Regions from separate parts of the Homo sapiens genome. Here region 2 is linked to region 1. Evidence: read pairs that join two places in POLR2A ChIA-PET (ENCODE). Cell type or tissue: B cell. All regions are shown on one strand. Each heading gives the region's core, and the rest is flanking DNA. Links, peaks and the distances in the headings are about the cores only. Region 1 has its middle 24 kb from the start of GPR142. Region 2 holds the start of LOC107985074 (a long non-coding RNA gene).

What was found. Peaks named below come from ENCODE experiments on the same cell type or tissue, not always from the same donor. Only the 100,000 strongest peaks of a DNase experiment are listed, where the experiment ranks them.
Region 2: POLR2A ChIA-PET joins it to region 1 with 8 read pairs; 4 of 35 experiments call an interaction of 5 or more read pairs at or near these places.

The regions. Positions count from the first base shown.
Region 1 is chr17:74,387,132-74,395,412 of GRCh38, forward strand. No RefSeq gene overlaps it. Among named protein-coding and RNA genes, the nearest start is that of GPR142, 24 kb to the left of the region's middle. RefSeq lists enhancers at 1-529, 7,012-7,512, 7,513-8,013. In B cell, for the core only: CTCF peaks have their summits at 3,130 and 3,334; no DNase peak of the experiment used is centred there.
Region 2 is chr17:74,517,258-74,525,538 of GRCh38, forward strand. It overlaps CD300LB (CD300 molecule like family member b), which reads right to left. Exons shown (of 4, transcript NM_174892.4): 3 at 6,322-6,394; 4 at 3,917-5,643. The coding sequence ends at 5,481. LOC107985074 (a long non-coding RNA gene) reads left to right here and starts at 3,774. Exons shown (of 3, transcript XR_007065902.1): 1 at 3,774-4,125. RefSeq lists an enhancer at 4,509-4,568. In B cell, for the core only: no CTCF peak of the experiment used is centred there; DNase peaks (open chromatin) are centred at 3,104 and 4,584; H3K27ac peaks cover 925 bases.

The DNA of each region.
Region 1 (8,281 bases), core at 1,622-5,621:
GATCTCACTGAGAGGAGGGGCAGTCAATGGTGGGGAAGGGCACTTCCTCCCAGGAGCCGCCTGGGGATCCAACCAGGTGGGGAGGGTCAGGAGCCTCAGGCACTACGGAAGGCAGAATTCTAAGCCCGTCCCATGGACTCCATCCCTGTCCCCAGAGTTACTCCCTTGACCATATTATAGGGCTACACAGTGAAAGGGATTTATGGTGTAAGAACGGTACCCCAGGGAAACAGCGGTGGCTGGGGAGGTCAGGTGGACCTGGGGGGCCAGGTGTCCAGGCTGCCTGTCCCACCATGTCCCGGACTGGCCTCATGGCCCTAGGCCCCTCCCTAAGCCCCAGTTTCTACATCTGCGAAGTGAGGCGCTGGCCCAAGTAATCTAACCCTACCTGTTGTGATCCAGATTCTTTTGAGCCCCAGGGAGGCCAGGATTAAGGCCGGCTCCCCTGGGTTCCAGCCGATCAGGGGAGTGTGGGTGGTTTCTCGGGCCTGTGGAAGGAAAGAAGCCGAAGAAATCACTCTTGAAAAGTGGCCGCTATACGAGCGGGCTGGCTGGGTGATCCCTGTGGCATTCTGGTCCCTCTCCCTCCTGCCTCAGTTCCTCTATGACCTCAAGATGGAAGAGCCACACCTACAAAGAAAAAAAGACTATCTGTGAGAAACAGGTGTGCGTGTTGATTTTTCCAAGGGCTTGGCTCAGCTTTGGGCTGAAAATCCCCAGGCCATCCACAAGGGGTGTGGTCACAACCCAATAAAGACTTCAGTCTCAGAGCCTGGGACCATCCCATCAACCACAAAATATTATACAGGAGGAGCATGAGCCAGGGAGGGGAGTTGGCCCCTCACCGCCCCCACCTCAGTAGGTGGCCCTTCTGACTCTGCGCTGCTGCTGCAGGAGATGGCAACACGAGGGTCTCCGCATGCAGCCTGCAGGCGTCTCAGCTTCATGTCCTCAGCCTCCTCTCTTCCTTCTTTTCTCCAGAAAGGAGGCCAGCAGAAGGCTTGGGCCCTGAAAGCTAAAGGGAAAGGAATGCAACCTGGGCTGGGCAGGAGCAGAAGGAGAGAGGAAAACAGTAGAGGGTTTTTTTGTTTTGTTTTGTTTGAAACGGAGTCTCGCACTGTCACCCAGGCTGGAGTGCAATGGCGCGACGTGATCTCAGCTCACTGCAACCTCCTCTTCCCAGGTTCAAGCGATTCTCCTGCCTCAGCCTCCCAAGTAGCTGGAATTACAGGCACCTGCCACCACCCCTGGCTAATTTTTTGTATTTTTAGTAGAGAAGGAGTTTCACTGTGTTGTCCAGGCTGGTCTCAAACACCTGACCTCATGGTCCACCCGCCTCGGCCTCCCAAAGTGCTGGGATTACAGGCGTGAGCCACCGCACCCAGCCAACAGTAGAGGTTTGAAGATGTGAAGATGGAGTCCCTGGGAGAAAGGGGGCCTTAGTGGTTTAGAAGCCAGAAGGTTTAGAGGAAATGGGATGAAAACATGCAAAAACGAAGGAGTTGCGAGACAAAATGCTTCCCTGACAGAGCTGCTTGGTTGGTAACAACTCAAATTTGGCAAAAGGCACCTTGGTTTCATCCTAGCATCTACAGTGCTTATGGTCCTTACTGGGAGGAGAGGGAGCCAGGTCCAGAACCCTCTGTTGCCTCTCTGAGGTTCTAGCAGCAGTTCCCAGGCTCTCTCCTCCAGGCTCTGGTCAATCGGATACCTTCCTTTGGCTTCGAAAGGGCAGACACATCCAGCCACACCAGTCTTACTGCCCTTGCTGTGCTAAATCCTGTCCAGCTGACACCGCAGTTTCTGGGCCCCACGGAATCTTGGCTCCCCGGGCTCTCTGACCACTCACACCCCTTGTTCCTGCAGACAGTCCTGCCATGCCTCTTGCTATCCCAGAGGGAAGAAAAGGCCACAAGACCAAGTAGTTGACTTTGCATGGGAGTTTCGAATTAAGTTGTTTGACTGCAAAGAGGAGGGCCCTTTTCAAATCTTCCAGGACCTGAAACTCGACAAGGAAGGGGAATGCCAAGGTTGAGTCTGAGATATCAGCTCATGAGCCAGAAGGAGAAGGGAGCTGCGCAAATGGTTGTTCTGCTCAGTGGGGCCCCAGGGCGAGGCCCTGCAGCTAAGAAAACGCTTTTGGTGGTTTTCGCTGCAGGTGCCTACATTCTTGTGTAACTGTAGGGGAGAGGGGCCTGGGTGAGGGGAGAGGAGGCTCCCGCTTGGCCTTGCTACAAATAATAGCATTGAAGGGAGCTAGAAGCACGTTAAGCAAAGCCCTGGAAACGCGTTAAGGGCAGACTCTCAAGGAATCTGGATGCCCACAGCCAGGCAAGAGGCCAGGTTGAGAGATGGTTGTGGGATGCCCCGTGAGCAGGGTCCTCCCCCTCCTCTTTGCCCTGCCCTACCCTGCCCAATATCAGGCTATCTGCGGGGGACAGGCCAGGAGCTGCCTCTCTGGGCTGGGCACCATCTGGGTGGCCAGGAGGTGAGCCCGGGAATGCCCAGGAAGAGCCAAGTCCTGAAGTCACTGTGCCCAGGCCTGCCCTTCCCTAAGAGGGGGTATGGGGGGAGTGGGGAGGCAAGCAGGTGGGAGATTGGAGAACTCCAAGGCTGTCTTCAGGGCATGAGACCAGAGTTTGAGGGTGGGGGAGTATCAGGGAGGCAGGTTGGGGCCATTAGTGGGTGAGATCCCTGGTAGTGGGACCAGGCAGGCTGTATTTATCCCGTCCTTCCTTCCTTCCTTCCTTCTTTCCTTCCTTTCTCTTTCTCTCTCTTTCTCTCCCCCTTCCTTACCTCCTTCCTTCCTTTCTCTCTTTCTTCCTTCCTTCTTTCCTTCCCTTCTTTTACTTTTTCCTTCCCTTCTTCTTTCTTTCCTTCTCTCTTCCTTCCTTCATTCCTTCCTTTCTTTCTTTCTTTCTTTCTCTCCTTCCTTCGTCTCTCTTCTCTTCTTATTTTCTTCCTCCTTCCCTTTTCTTTCTTTCTCTCTTCCTTTCCTTCTCTGTTCCTTCCTTCCTTCCTTCTTTCCTTCCTTTCTCTTTCTCTCCCTCTTCCTCTCCCCCTTCCTTACCTCCTTCCTTCCTCTCTCTTTCTTCCTTCCTTCTTTCCTTCCCTTCTTTTTCTTTTTCCTTCCCTTCTTCTTTCTCTTTCCTTCCCTTCTTTTTCTTTTTTTCTTTCTTTCTTTCCTCCTCTCTTCCTTCCTTAATTCCTTTCTTTCTTTGTTTCTTTCTTTCTCTCCTTCCTTCCTTTCTCTCTCTCCTCTCATTTTCTTCCTTCCTTCCTCTTTCTTTTTCTTTCTCTTCCTTTCCTTCTCTCTTCCTTCCTTCTTTCATTCCTTTCTTTCTTTCTCCCCTTCCTTTCTTCCTTCCTTCCTTTCTTCTCTCCTTATTTTCTTTGCTTTTTTTTTTTTGTTTTTTTTCTTTTTCTCCTTATTTTCTTCCCTCCTCTTTCTTTCTTTCTCTTCCTTTCTTTCTGTTTTTATTTTTATTTTTATTTTTTGAGCTAGGGTCTCACTTTGTCACCCAGGCTGGATGGAGCACAGTGACACGACCACAGCTCACTGCAGCCTCCACATCCCACCTCAGCCTCCTGAATAGCTGGGACTCCAGGCACACGCCCCCGCACCTGGCGAATTTTTAAATTTTGGTAGCAACTTGGGGTCTCACTATGTTGCCCAGGCTGGCCTCGAACTCTTGGGCTCCCAAAGTGCTGGGATTCCAGGTGAGAGACACCGCACTGGCCACCAGGCTGTATTTCTTTTGGGTTCAGAGTGCTCCGCACAGTCTTGAGCCCCCTCTTCAGGATGTACGGTCTCCATGGGGCTCTGAGGGTGTTTGATGAAATGTACAGGAAGCCATTGGCTTGGGCTGAGCTCCTGCACGAGGCCCAGCAGACCAAACCGAAATGGAATCATTCATGCTGAAGTTCTGCGTCACCCAGCTGACACTAAGTTGTTTATCTGACATTCTGAGACATCAGGAGAGTGAGGGATAATAGCCAGATCCCCAAACAGGCCAGTTTTAGCCAGCATGATAAGGAAGTCCCCTCTGCTTTAATCTTACAAGGAAAATAACTTTGAAATCTGATGTTTGTTCTGTTTCTGCTTTCAAAGCCAACCTCTACTGCTCAGCTCAATCCGAACACTCATTCTATAGTGTAAGGTGAGATATTGCCCAATTCTAGAATCCAAGTAAAAGCCAATTAAGATCTTTAAATTTGTTGTAATTTTGTCTTTTGACAAGAGAAAGGAGCTTTCAGGGGGAGGGGCCATTTCCTCTCTGTCTCTAGATCTCCTGTGTATATGGGAAGAGCTGGGACCAGGCCCAGCAATTACCTCACCATGGTTGGGTGCAACCAAGTGGGGCAACTCTTTGGCCAGAAAGCAAAAGTCTTTTTAGCTTCAATGTAGGCCATTCTGGGTCCCAGACCCACAGCTTTGGACATTATGGGAATCAGAATTCTTAGATGGCTTCACAATCTCTGTCCCTGGGTGTGTTACTCCCTTGATGATATTATATTATATGGCAGAAGGGATCTGCAGTGTAATTAACATTACCAATCAGTTGATCTCCAAGTAGGTCAGTTATCTGAGTGGGCTGGATCTAATCCCACGAGCTTATTAAAAGCAGAGAGTTTCTCCAATAGCAGAAGGGAAGTCAGAGAGATTCTAAGCACAAGAAGAATGGGATGCACGTTCACTGGCTTTAAAGATGCAGGAAGCATTACATGGAAAGGACTTGTGAACAGCCCCAAGGAGCTCAGAGAGACGCCCAGCCAACGGCCAGCAAGAAAACAGGAACCTCAGTCCTGCAACCACAAGGAAGTGGGTTCTGTCAACAACCTAAGTGAACCTGGAAGTCGATTCCTCCCTAGAGCCTCTGGATGAGAGCCCAGGCTGACCAACACCTTGATTTTGGCTTCCTGACATCCTAAGCAGAGATCCAGTGAAGCCTGCCCCAGATGGCTAACCTACAGAACCGTGAGCAAATAAATGGCTGCTAAATTTGTGGCAATTTGTTATGCAGAAATAATACCTAATACAGGTGCCTGCACAGTGAAGGTTCCAGGGCATGGATGTTGATCCCAGGGGAGGAGGCAAATGAGGCCTTCTGATTTCTCCCACAGCCTTGAAATTGCAGCCTCACCCTGCACTCTGGCTGTGCCCCTCCTCCACAGAGAACCGTCCACATCTTTGCTCGCACGGTTTCTGCCAGAGGCCCAAGCTTCTGTGCTCAGGCTGGGAAGTTTGGGCATGAACTATGTACAGATAAACCAATTGCAGGGGAATCGCACAGCTTCTTATTATCATTATCCAGGTTTCTTATTAGTTTTCTTCTCTGTTAATTTTCCCCTGTATTTCTGCCCAGTTCTGATGCTGTTGGATCTTCCAATCCTTGGCAAAAGGAAAATCCTTTTTAGCAAGTTACTCAGGCAGGACTCCCTAATTAAAGACCCAGAGTGGCCAGGCGCGGTGGCTCGTGCGTGTAATCCCAGCATTTTGGGATGCCAAGGCGGGTGGATAGCTTGAGCCTAGGAGTTTGAGACGAACCTGGGCAACATAGGGAGACCCTGTCTCTACAAAATATAAAAATAAATTAGCTGGTCCTGGTGGCATGCACCTGTAGTCCCAGCTCTTGGGAGGCTGAGGTGGAAGGGTGGCTTGAGCACAAGAAGTTGAGGCTACAGTGCACTATGATCATGCCACTGCACTCCCGCCTGGGTGACAGAGTGAGACCCTGTCTCAAAAACAGAAACTCAAAATGACTTGCTCTCTCTCCCGGTCTTGTGACCTAAATGGCTTGATTTAGGACGTGTGGCAGAGATGGTTAGCTGTCTACCAAAATCTGCACACCCCTTTCATAGCACAGTATTGTCACTAAGAGCAGAGACTACATTTCCCAGCTGCCTTTGCAACTGGGTGTGTCCACGTGACAAATTCCTACCAGTAGAATGTGAGCAGAAAAGCTGTGCAGCCCCTCTGAGCCAAGGCATCAGAAGCAGGTGTGCTTCCTCCATCACTTCCCTCCTCTTTGCCAGCTGGATATAGGTACCAACGAGACCCTGGGGAAGGGGAGAGCCCTGAGATGGAAGGAGCCTGGGTCCCTGAATCACCACGTGGAGGAAAGCCACTGACCAATCAGGAACGCTCGTCTTGGTCTGTTATGTGACTAAGAAATAAATTCCTAAGGTATTTGAGCTATTATACATTTGGGAGTCTATCTGTGACTGCTTTTTAGCTTACCCTTCATAATACACATCCCTCTTTGGCCCCCAGTGTAAATCAAGTTGCACAAGGTGCTGACTAAACTCCCAGGATGAAAACCTTCAAATATCCCTGTACCTCACTTTCCTCGGCTGGCTCCCATCCCTGTCTTGGTTCACACTGCTTGCTCCAAAGTCTGGCTGACTCAGCTGGCCTGGGCCATCATCCATCTGCTGTCAAAGAGTGCCTGGCTCACAGCAAAAAGAACATTTATTCCCCCAAAACATAGGGTTCTTTTTTTCAGCAAAGGTGGTGCAGCAATATATTTGGAGACGCAGACTGCGAGTCAGCACATGCTCCCGGTTCCCTTGGGACACAGTCAGGGAGCTCATGTCTTCAGCCCCAGCTCCCCCAGCAAGAGCCTCCAGTGGTCGGAGGAGAGGAGAGAAGAGCAGTGGAGAGGGGGAGGAAAGCAGAAAGAGGTGACAATTCTCTCAGAAAGCAATTAAGCATTTCGTGGTGGCCCCAGGGACAACCTCAACTTTTTGTGTTTTTCCCCCAGAGAGACTGAAGAACTGGGGGGAGGAGAGCATCCCTAGCTACAGTTATTGAAAACTCTGCTTGGTAATGTGGCATTGAGAGACTCTGAGAAGCTGGCTTCAGGAAGGTGGCCCCACACTGCCTGCCCACCACCTGGGATGCCACCTGCCGCAACGGTGTTGGTCTCTGGTCAGGGCTGGGGTAAAGATCAGCAGTGGCTCATCTTCCCTCTGACACAGCAGCATGGGACACCTGGATGGAACTGAAATGGGGTCCCAGATACAGCAAACCTCTCTCCCTGTCCACTTCTGAAGTCCAGCTCGGGATTGCCGGCCCCAGCAGAGCAGGCAGGGGAGCTTTGACTGTGGATGGTGTTTGAGCCTAGACTAGGCCCCAGGGTCTTCAATGAAGCTCACAGATGGAAAAGCCCAGCAACCAGGGGTCAGAGGCCCTGGAAGTTAGAAAATTACAAGTCCCCATCCTTCAAGGAGCTCCAGGATGACTCTGCCTCAGCAATTTCCAGTGCAAATTTACTTTTTGTTTGAGTCAGGAAATAACAGGCTGCAGACTCCCTAGGGGCCCAGGAATCCAGCCACCAGCTTCTCCTGGCTTCTCTCATCCTTCCGTGAGCAAGACTCAGCCAGACGTACAGGGTGGCCCCGAGCTTAAATTACAACCACCTGACCAGAGCTGCCCCGCAGATGCCCAGACCCTGCTTAGAGAGGGTCCCTGTGGAGAGAGGGGCTTCCCCAGGCCTCTGGCTGGTCGCATGCGTGGCCTGAATTCTCCATGCACAGGCAAGAGGCTGTCTCTACTTCCCACCCTAGGCAACTCTTAGCACTAACCCTGAAGTGACGATGAGCCACGGAGCCAGGGTGGAAGCTACACAGTGCGTCTCACGTGACTTCCAGTGAGAGCTGTTCCCAAGTTTACCATCCCTCGGCGGTGGCTCACCACCCTCTCTGCCCAAAGTCCTCTCAATAGCCTAAGTCTCTTCCCTCCACTCAGCCTCATTGCTCTCATTTTGTCACTTAGAGCTTAGTGACATTTTGCTTTCTTCCAAATCCTCCTTCTTGCAGTCTAGCTGGGTCCTTTCATGCCTAGTTTACAAAGATGTCTGGCCTGATCCCTATCTGCCAGCCCCTATCCCTCCCAGGGGGACCAGGAAGCCTGGGTTTGACAGGTGCAATGCACAGGTGCCGGGCGCCCACTGGGAGTGCAGGAGGCCAAGGTCTTCCCAGGACTGGCAGCTCAGATGGCCCAGGCAGAAATAACCTGAGCCTGCTGCCCTTTCCTTCTTGGGAGTGACTCAGCGAGAAGCCGGAAGATAGAAACACAAATCTGGTCCTGGATCTTGCAGAGCCAGTCACAGGCAAGGCCACAGCCTTAAGGCTGTGTACGGAGAGGACCTGGAGCCAGCCATAGGGCTGGACGCTGAAAAGACGCTCAACCTCATTTAGCAGGAGACAAGTGCAAATGAAAACTATACCCAGACCCCATTTTCCACAGAGCAGATTGGCAGAGATGCAAGCTTTCAGG
Region 2 (8,281 bases), core at 2,667-6,666, 130 kb after region 1:
AACTGCAGGGCTTGGGGGAGCAATAGGCTTAGACCACCCAAAATGGGCGCTGTGTCTGAGACTCCACTTAACGATCAGAATACTCAAAGGCACTACCTCCCAGATAAAATCTTGGACTAGAAACTACCTACTTGCGAGTAAGGGAAATGATTTTTTAAAAAAATAGTAATAATTGAAAAACTGGAAATTCATATGCAAAAGAATGACACTGGAGCCTTCCCTAATAACATAGACAAAAATTAACTCAAATGGATCAAAGACCTAAATGTAGGATCTAAAACCATAAAACTCTTAGAAGAAAACACAAGGCAAAAGTTTCACAGCATTGGATTTGCCAGTGATTTCATAGACATGATGCTGAGGGGACAGGCAACAACAACAACAACACAGACAAATGGAACTTCATGAAAATTTAAATTATGTGTTTTTGACTCATATCTTTTTTTTTTTAAGAGATGGGGGTTTTGCTATGCTGCCCAGGCTGAAATGCAGTGGCTATTTACTGGCATGATCATGGCGCACCACAGCCTCAAACTCCTGAGTCCAAGTGATCCTCTCACCTCTGCCTCCTGAGTAGCCAGGATTACAGGTGCAAACCACCATGTCTGGCTAAAATTTCAAAATTTGTGCACCAAATGACAATATCAACAGAGTAAAAAGGCAACTCACACAATGGGATAAAATATTTGCAAATTACATATCTGATAAGGAATTATATCCCAAATATAGACAGAACTCCTAAAACAATAAAAAAAAAAAAGGCCCGATTAAATGGGCAAAGGACTTGACATTTCTCCAGAAGAAATCTACAAATAGCCAATAAATACATGAAAAGATGCTCAACACCACTCATTATCAGGAAAATGCAAATCAAAACCACAATGGGATATCACTTCACACCTGTTAGAATAGCCATTGTGTGTGTGTATATATGTGTGTATAAAAACATGTATAAAACAACAGAAACAACAAATGCTGGTGAGAATGTGTATATATATATGTATAGAAACAACATGTATAAAACAACAGAAAACAACAAATGCTGGTGAGAATGTGGAGACACTAGAACCCTTGTGCACTATTGGTGGGGAGGTAAAATGGTGTAGCTGCTATTATGGGAAATAGTATTGAGGTTACTCAAAAAATTAAAAATAGAACTATCATATGATCCAGAAGTCCCACTTCTGGGTATTTATCCAGAAAAACTGAAAACAGGATTGCAAAGTGCTATCTGCATGCCTATGTTCATTGGAAGCAGCATTATTCACAATAACCAAGAGATGGAAACAGCCTAAACGTCCATCAATGGATGAATGGATAAAGAAAGTGTGATATGTACATACAATGTGATGCGGTTTGGCTCTGTGTCCCCACCCAAATCTCATCGTGTAGCTCCCATAATTCCCACATGTTGTAGGAGGGACCTGGTGGGAGATGACTGAATCATGAGGGCAGGGCTTCCCCGTGCTGTTCTGGTGGTAGTGAATGGGTCTCATGAGATCTGATGGTTTTATAAACGGGAGTCTCCCTGCAGAAGCTCTCTCTCTTTGCCTGCTGCCATCCATGTAAGATGTGACTTGCTCCTCCTTGCCTTCCACCATGATTGTAAGGCCTCCCCAGCCATGTGGAACTGTAAGTCCAATAAACCTCTTTCTTTTGTAAATTGCCCAGTCTTGGGTATGTGTTTATCGGCAGTGTGAAAACAGGCTAATACACAATGGAATAATATTTTAGTGGGGGATGAGAACAAAATATTTTATAGTGTGCTTGAAAGTAGGCTGAGAACACAGTTTTTTCTTCTATTTATTTTCTTTTAAAAATTATTACTATTTTTAATTGACACATAATCAGACATTTATGGGGCACATTGTGATATTTTGATACATGTATATAATGTGTAATGATCAAATAAGGGTAATCAGCATATCCATCACCTCACTTTTGTGTTGGAAACATTCAAAATCTACTCTTCTAGCTATTTGAAAATATACAATAAGTTGTTGACAATTATAGACATCCCCTAGTGCTATAGCACACGAGGATTTATTCTGCCTATGCAGCTGTACTTTTGTATCTGTTAACAAATCTCTGGCTATCCCCTAACCCCCAACACACTGCCCCACCTCTAATAACCACTGTTCTATTCTCTATGTCTTGAGATCAACTTGAGAACATGCAGTATTTCTCTTTCTGGGCCTGACTTATTTCATTCACATAACGTCCTCCAAGCTCATCCATGTTGCCACAAATGATAGAATTTTGTTCTTTTTTTTTTTTTTAAACGGTGTCTTGCTCTGTCGCCAGGCTGAAGTGCAGTGGCAGGATCTTGGCTCACTGCAACCTCCACCTCCTGGGTTCAAGCGATTCTCCTGCCTCAGCCTCCTGAGTAGCTGGGACTACAGGCACACACTAACAGGCCCAGCTAATTTTTGCATTTTTAGTAGAGACAGGGTTTCACCATGTTGGCCAGGATGGTCTTGATCTCTTGATCTCGTGATCCGCCTGCCTCGGCCTCCCAAAGTGCTGGGATTACAGGCGTGAGCCACCGCGCCCAGTCGAATTTTGTTCTTTCTTACATCTAAACAGTATTCCATTATGTATATGTGCCACGTATTCTTTATCTTACAATGGAATATAATTTTATTCAGCCTTAACAAAGAAGGAAATCCTGCCGTATTCAACAACATGGATGCATCTTGAGGACATTATGCTAACTAAAATAAGACAGTCACAGGTTAAAGGCTGCATGGTTCTGGTTACATGAGGTAACTAAACTAGTCACACTCATAGAAGCAAAAAGTAAAATAGTGGCAGCCGGGGGCTGGTGGAGGAGTGGGAGGGAGAGTTGCTACTCAATGGGCATGATTTAGTCATGCAAGGTGAGAAAGTTCTAGAACTCTGCTGTACAACAATGTGCATATAATTAATCATATTTTACCACACACCTAAGAGTTTGTTAAGAGGGCAGATTTCATGTTAGGTGTTTTTTGTTTGTTCATTTTTTACCACAATTTTTAAAAAGGGGAAGAAGAAGGAACCCATGTCTGCCTCTCTGGTGAGGGCCCTTCCCGCTGCTATCTCTTTACTGCCCCTAGCCAGCTGCCCTCGGCTCTGAACTTCCTCTGTGGCTATGCAGTTGTTCAGAAGTAAAGGCCTGTGGGAAGGGCCTCATGGGGAAGGAAAAGCTGTGCTTTTTTCTTAAAAGAGCAAGATCCACACCTGCCCACTAACTTTTTTTTTTTTTTTGAGACAGAGTTTCGCTCTGTCCTCTGTCACCCAGGCTGAAGTGCAATGGCACCATCTCGTCTCACTGCAACCTCCACTTCCCGGGTTCAAGTGATCCTCCTGCCTCAGCCTCCTGAGTAGCTGGGACTACAGGTGTACACCACCACACCCAGCTAATTGCTGTATTTTTAGTAGAGACAGCAGTTTTGCCATGTTGGCCAGGCTGGTCTTGAACTCCTGACCTCAGGTGATCCACCTGCCTCAGCCTCCCAAAGGTCTGGGATTACAGGCGGGAGCCACCATGCCCGGCCTCACTAACTTTTGGTTCCATTAAGTGTGAAAATCAGCATATGCCGAATCCTCATGGTCTGTGGCTATTTAAGGGCATGACGGCTTTGGCTCCAAGCTCCCAATGGAAACATATTTGCTGGAAAATGCAATGCCAGCACTAGTGACTCATTTATTGACTTCCGTCTTTCTCCCTACCCCAGAGAATGGGCGTATTAGGCAAGCCTTGCTTGTCAGCTTGTGTTGGAACCCCAAGGGGTATTCCTAGAGATGTGTACAAGGGGTGGTGGTGTAAGGGCGTGCGCGGTGGGTGGTAGTTGGGCAGACAGACAATAGATGCCTACTTTACTCCAGTGGATTCTCCTTAACAGAGCCACGAGAATAACAACCCAGCCACACTAGCTCCAGAGAGATTGACGGATTCATTGAATATCAACAGGAAGAAACGGTGGGAAAAGAATGACATCACGTTGACAAGCGCCCATGTCCCCTCGCCCCTGAGTCCAGCTGGTGAAGCACCATGCTTTGGCTTTCCCTCCCGCGGAGCGGTGCCGTCCTCCCTGGGTCTGGTCGGATCTTCGGGAAGCTGGATCCAGGAAAGCATTCCAGGAGGTAGGGCCCTGGGGCTGGTGGACTGTGGGTCTTGGTCCCTCACAGAATGACTCAGGGGATCTTAGCCGGGCTCGAACTCTCCTCTCTGGCCATTATGGAATTTTCAGGCCCATCATTGGCCAGAGACCTAAATTCAGTTCAAAGTCAGAGAAAGTTTCTCTTTGGCTGAAGGACAAGAAGAGGGGAGGCTCTGGGTGCCATGCTAGGGACCAGAGGGTCCCCTCTCCTTTATCCACTGCTGACAGTCAGTACTCCCTATTAGAACCAAGAGCAGGTTGGAGGCGTCCTCATGGGTGTTCAAAGGGCAACATGCCGAACATGTGTGGTGTGTTTGCTTGTGGGCAGGTGGGGGCGGGAGCACATCTCACATGGGAAGGTCCCTTTGGTGTGAGGGTCCCTCAACCATACAGCACAAAGTGACCACATTCAAGGGCCTCATCGCCGTGGGTGAAGCCTGTGAGGAGACAGAACCACTTCCCTAGGACAGTTTTCATTAGTAACATGATTTCAACATCACCGAAAAGGGAGGGTGCCATTTCCTGCGATGGTTTTCGTTACTGCCCTCCCCACCTGGAGGTGGTTCTTGAGGCCTGACAGGCTCTTTTGGGGAGGAGACCCAAGCTGTCATGCTGAGGAGGCTCCCAAGCTGCAGCCCCTCGGAGGTGGGGGAATAGGCAGGGAGCTTGGGGAGCTAGGAGGAGGAAGAGGTGGGAGGGGGAGGACAAGCACCGGGCCGGGCCAGGGAGGTTCCCATTGCCTCCTCAGCCCTGTGGACTCAGAGCCATGTCCTCCCTGGGGACAGGGTCCATCCAGCCCCTCATGCCCTAGAACCAGGAACTCATCCCAGAATCACCCTCCTTGTGTGTGGGATCAGAGAGGTTTCCTATGAACATAAGTCATTAAAACCCAACTTTGCTAGAAAAAAAAAAATTTAAAAACACGGATATATCAGGTTCTCAGGCAAAGACGGTGTTGAGTTGGTCTCCGGAATGATGGAAGTCTAGGGCTGGGGGGGTCTCCCCCAACCTCTTTCTGTACTTTGGTCCCATGCTCTGTGCCCGAGTTATTCCAGCAGTGGGGACAGAGTCGTCCAGTGCTTGAGCTCCATCTCTACAGCTCCTGACCAAGAGAACAGGTGCTGGCACCCCAGGAGGTGATGGTGGCTCAGGAGAGGACCTGGCTAAGTCCCTGAGCTGTGCAGAACAGGGAGGTGCCCACCAGCTCCAAGGCCAGGGCGGAGGCCCAGGGCCCCTATCTCAGTCACTGCATCCCGAGGACTCGTAGATGTTCCTTCCACAGCCCGAGTCTCTTCTGGAAACGTGGCCAGGGCAGGAAGGCTCTGCAGATCCATCTCTCTAAGTGGCCATGTCTTTAGTCAGAGGTTCGGAGAAGTTCATGTAGATAGGCTGTTCCCCTGGCTCCTCAGGGACCCTCTGAGACCCCTTCAACCAGAGGATGGCAGTGACCAAGATGAGCAAGATGGGCACCTTCACAAATACCAGGAGCATGTAGTGGTTCCTGGGGAAGGGGATGCAGTGGTCAGAGCCCTGGGCATCCCCAGGCCATGTCACTCCCATCCCCTGACCCTGTGAGCCACCAGCCAAAGCCTGTGACCCTGGGCCGGGCAGCCCCACTCTGAAGATTCCTGTAAACCTCCTCCTTGGTTCAACCTCAAGGGGTCCTCCAACAGTCACCTTGGCTGGTTTTGCACGGGGCCCATCTTCCTTTCTAACATCACCTTCTGGGACCCTCTTTGCCCAAAGTACATCTCAGCTCAACAGAAGCGCCAGAGGTCACCAAATACAGGTTGTGTTTCCTGCCTCTGTTCCTGCTAATGCTAGCTCCAGGCTGGTAAATCACCCTTCCTGTTCTGTGTCCCTTGATGTCTTGCACCACAGAGGGTGGTATCTTATCTCCCCCTGGCACCCATTAGGCCACCAATGCAAGGTTGACTGATTGACTGGGAGAATGATGCTCACTGAGAAGAGTTCTGCAGAGCGGTTTTCTGGTGAGAGCTAGAGTGGGGAGATGGTGGATTGCAGTGATGGGGGCAGGAGAGAGATGGAGGGTGGGCTTGGGGCCTTGACTCTGGCTAGAACAGGTGCTGGCATTTGGTGACAGGCAGGAGTTCCCAGGCTTGGCTTCCCCTTAGGAGGGACCCCAGGTAGGGGCAGGAGAAAGAACCACATGACTCACCTCTTGTGGGAGCCGATGAACACTGCCATATTGCTGTTGGTAGGTGAGCTTGCTGTTGTGGAAGCCGCTCCCTCTAGACACAGGCAAAGTCAGCCATGGGTTATTAGCACAGTTGGGAGCTCATGCATGGGTCACAAAGCCACGCGACCCTGCCAGCCCTCACCAGAAGACCCTTTTCCCTGGAGTAGGAGGATTTTTCTCTCCTGCTACAGCCCCTCATGCTTCTACTGAGTCACTTCAATCTCAACACACAGACATTTTTCCTCATCATGTTCAGATGTGGCAAGAAAAATTAAAAATTAAACAGGAGTAAACACTGTAGTTTATTCTGGGAGAGAGAGGTTTTTTCATACTTTCTTTCCACCTATCCTGCAAGTGGGACTATTGGATGGGGAAATAAATTTCTGGTCTTTTCCACTGGAGTGGTGCCTGAGCAGGGCTTAAGGAGAGAAGATTCTGGAAATGGGCTGTCCAGAAATTGGGGTAGTCCAGAAAAAGGGAAAGGGGACTCCAGAAGGCTCATGAAGAAAAGGGCACACTCCAGTTAACTAGAGAACATCGACTATGAGAAACGGAACATTTTTAGGAGCAACCATATAGGCAATTTGTTGGGGGCAGTCTGGTCAGGGGGGCCCTGAGCCCAGCCCAGCACTGAGTATCCATGACCCAACAGTGATCTTTTATTTCAGTCCTCGGCCCCAGCAAATTTTTCTCAAAGGTCCCAGGCTGTCCAGGCACGGTGGTTCACGCCTGTAATCCCAGCACTTTGGAAGACCAAGGGAGGCAGATCGCTTGAGGCCAGGAGTTTGAAACCAGCCTGGGCAACATGGTGAAATCCCATCTCTACAAAAAATACAAAATGAACCAGGCGTGGTCATGTGCCCCTGTAGTCCCAGCTACTCAGGAAGCTGAAGTGGAAGGATTGATTGAGCCCAGGAGGTCGAGGCTGCAGTGAGTCAAGTTCACCCCACTGCACTCCAGCCTGGGCTACAGACTGAAACCCTGTCTCAAAAAACAAACAAAACAAAATAAAACAAAACAAAACAAAAAAGTCCCAGGCTTTGGCCACACTAGGTGGGCTCCTGTCTGAGCTGCAGGTAATTCCAATCACAACAGTTCCTATGGAGCCCCTGATCGTTTTACAGGCTGGTACCCCTGTAGATCCCCCACCCAAGACTCCGGAACATCTCTCTCCCTAAAGCTCCACACTGGCCACTGTTTTTTGTCTCTTTGTACCGCCTGCATGTCTTGCTCAATCCCCTCTCTGCCCCCATAGATATTCTGGGTTTCCCCTACTTGGCAGCCCTGGGGAAGTCTTGCTTGACCCTTTCTGGACTCCTCTTTACTCAGCTGCAGCCACTGTGTCCATGTGCCTCTTTGGTCCCAACCCCAACAGTACACAGGCTTGTTCTAAAGCCGGCATTGTCTATTTCCACATCACCACCAAATGGACCCGAGTGGACACTGAGCTGATGAAGTACTGAGTAGGGGTGTGCGGGTGGAAGTGGGGGTTGGGGGCTGCTTCCCAGACTCCAGCAACAGCAGCAGGATGACCCCAGAGTCTATCAGTAGAGTCCAAGGCATGGAGGAGAAGCCAGGGCACCCAGAGTGGTCCCTGACGTTGCCCGTGATGGAAGCCATCCTTTTGCTTTAAAGCGTCCACTGTCACCCATGCACCTCCCTGGGGCTTTCTTACCCCGTGCTCATCTTACACAGCCAGATAAAGTAGCGGAGCAGGTGGCTGGGGACCTAGAGAGGAGGGTGTTGTAAGACACCCAGAGCTACTCTGGGTTGGTGCAGTTAGTGGGACTCAATACTAGGACCCCCTGGGCAGCTCTAGGTTCCTTCTCTGCCATGTCATGAGCAGGGCTGGGCCACCAGTCACCAAAGCTGAGGTCCCCATTCCCACCCCCATCCCAAGCCCCACCTGGATTCCTTGGAGAGACCTCAGGGACTGAGA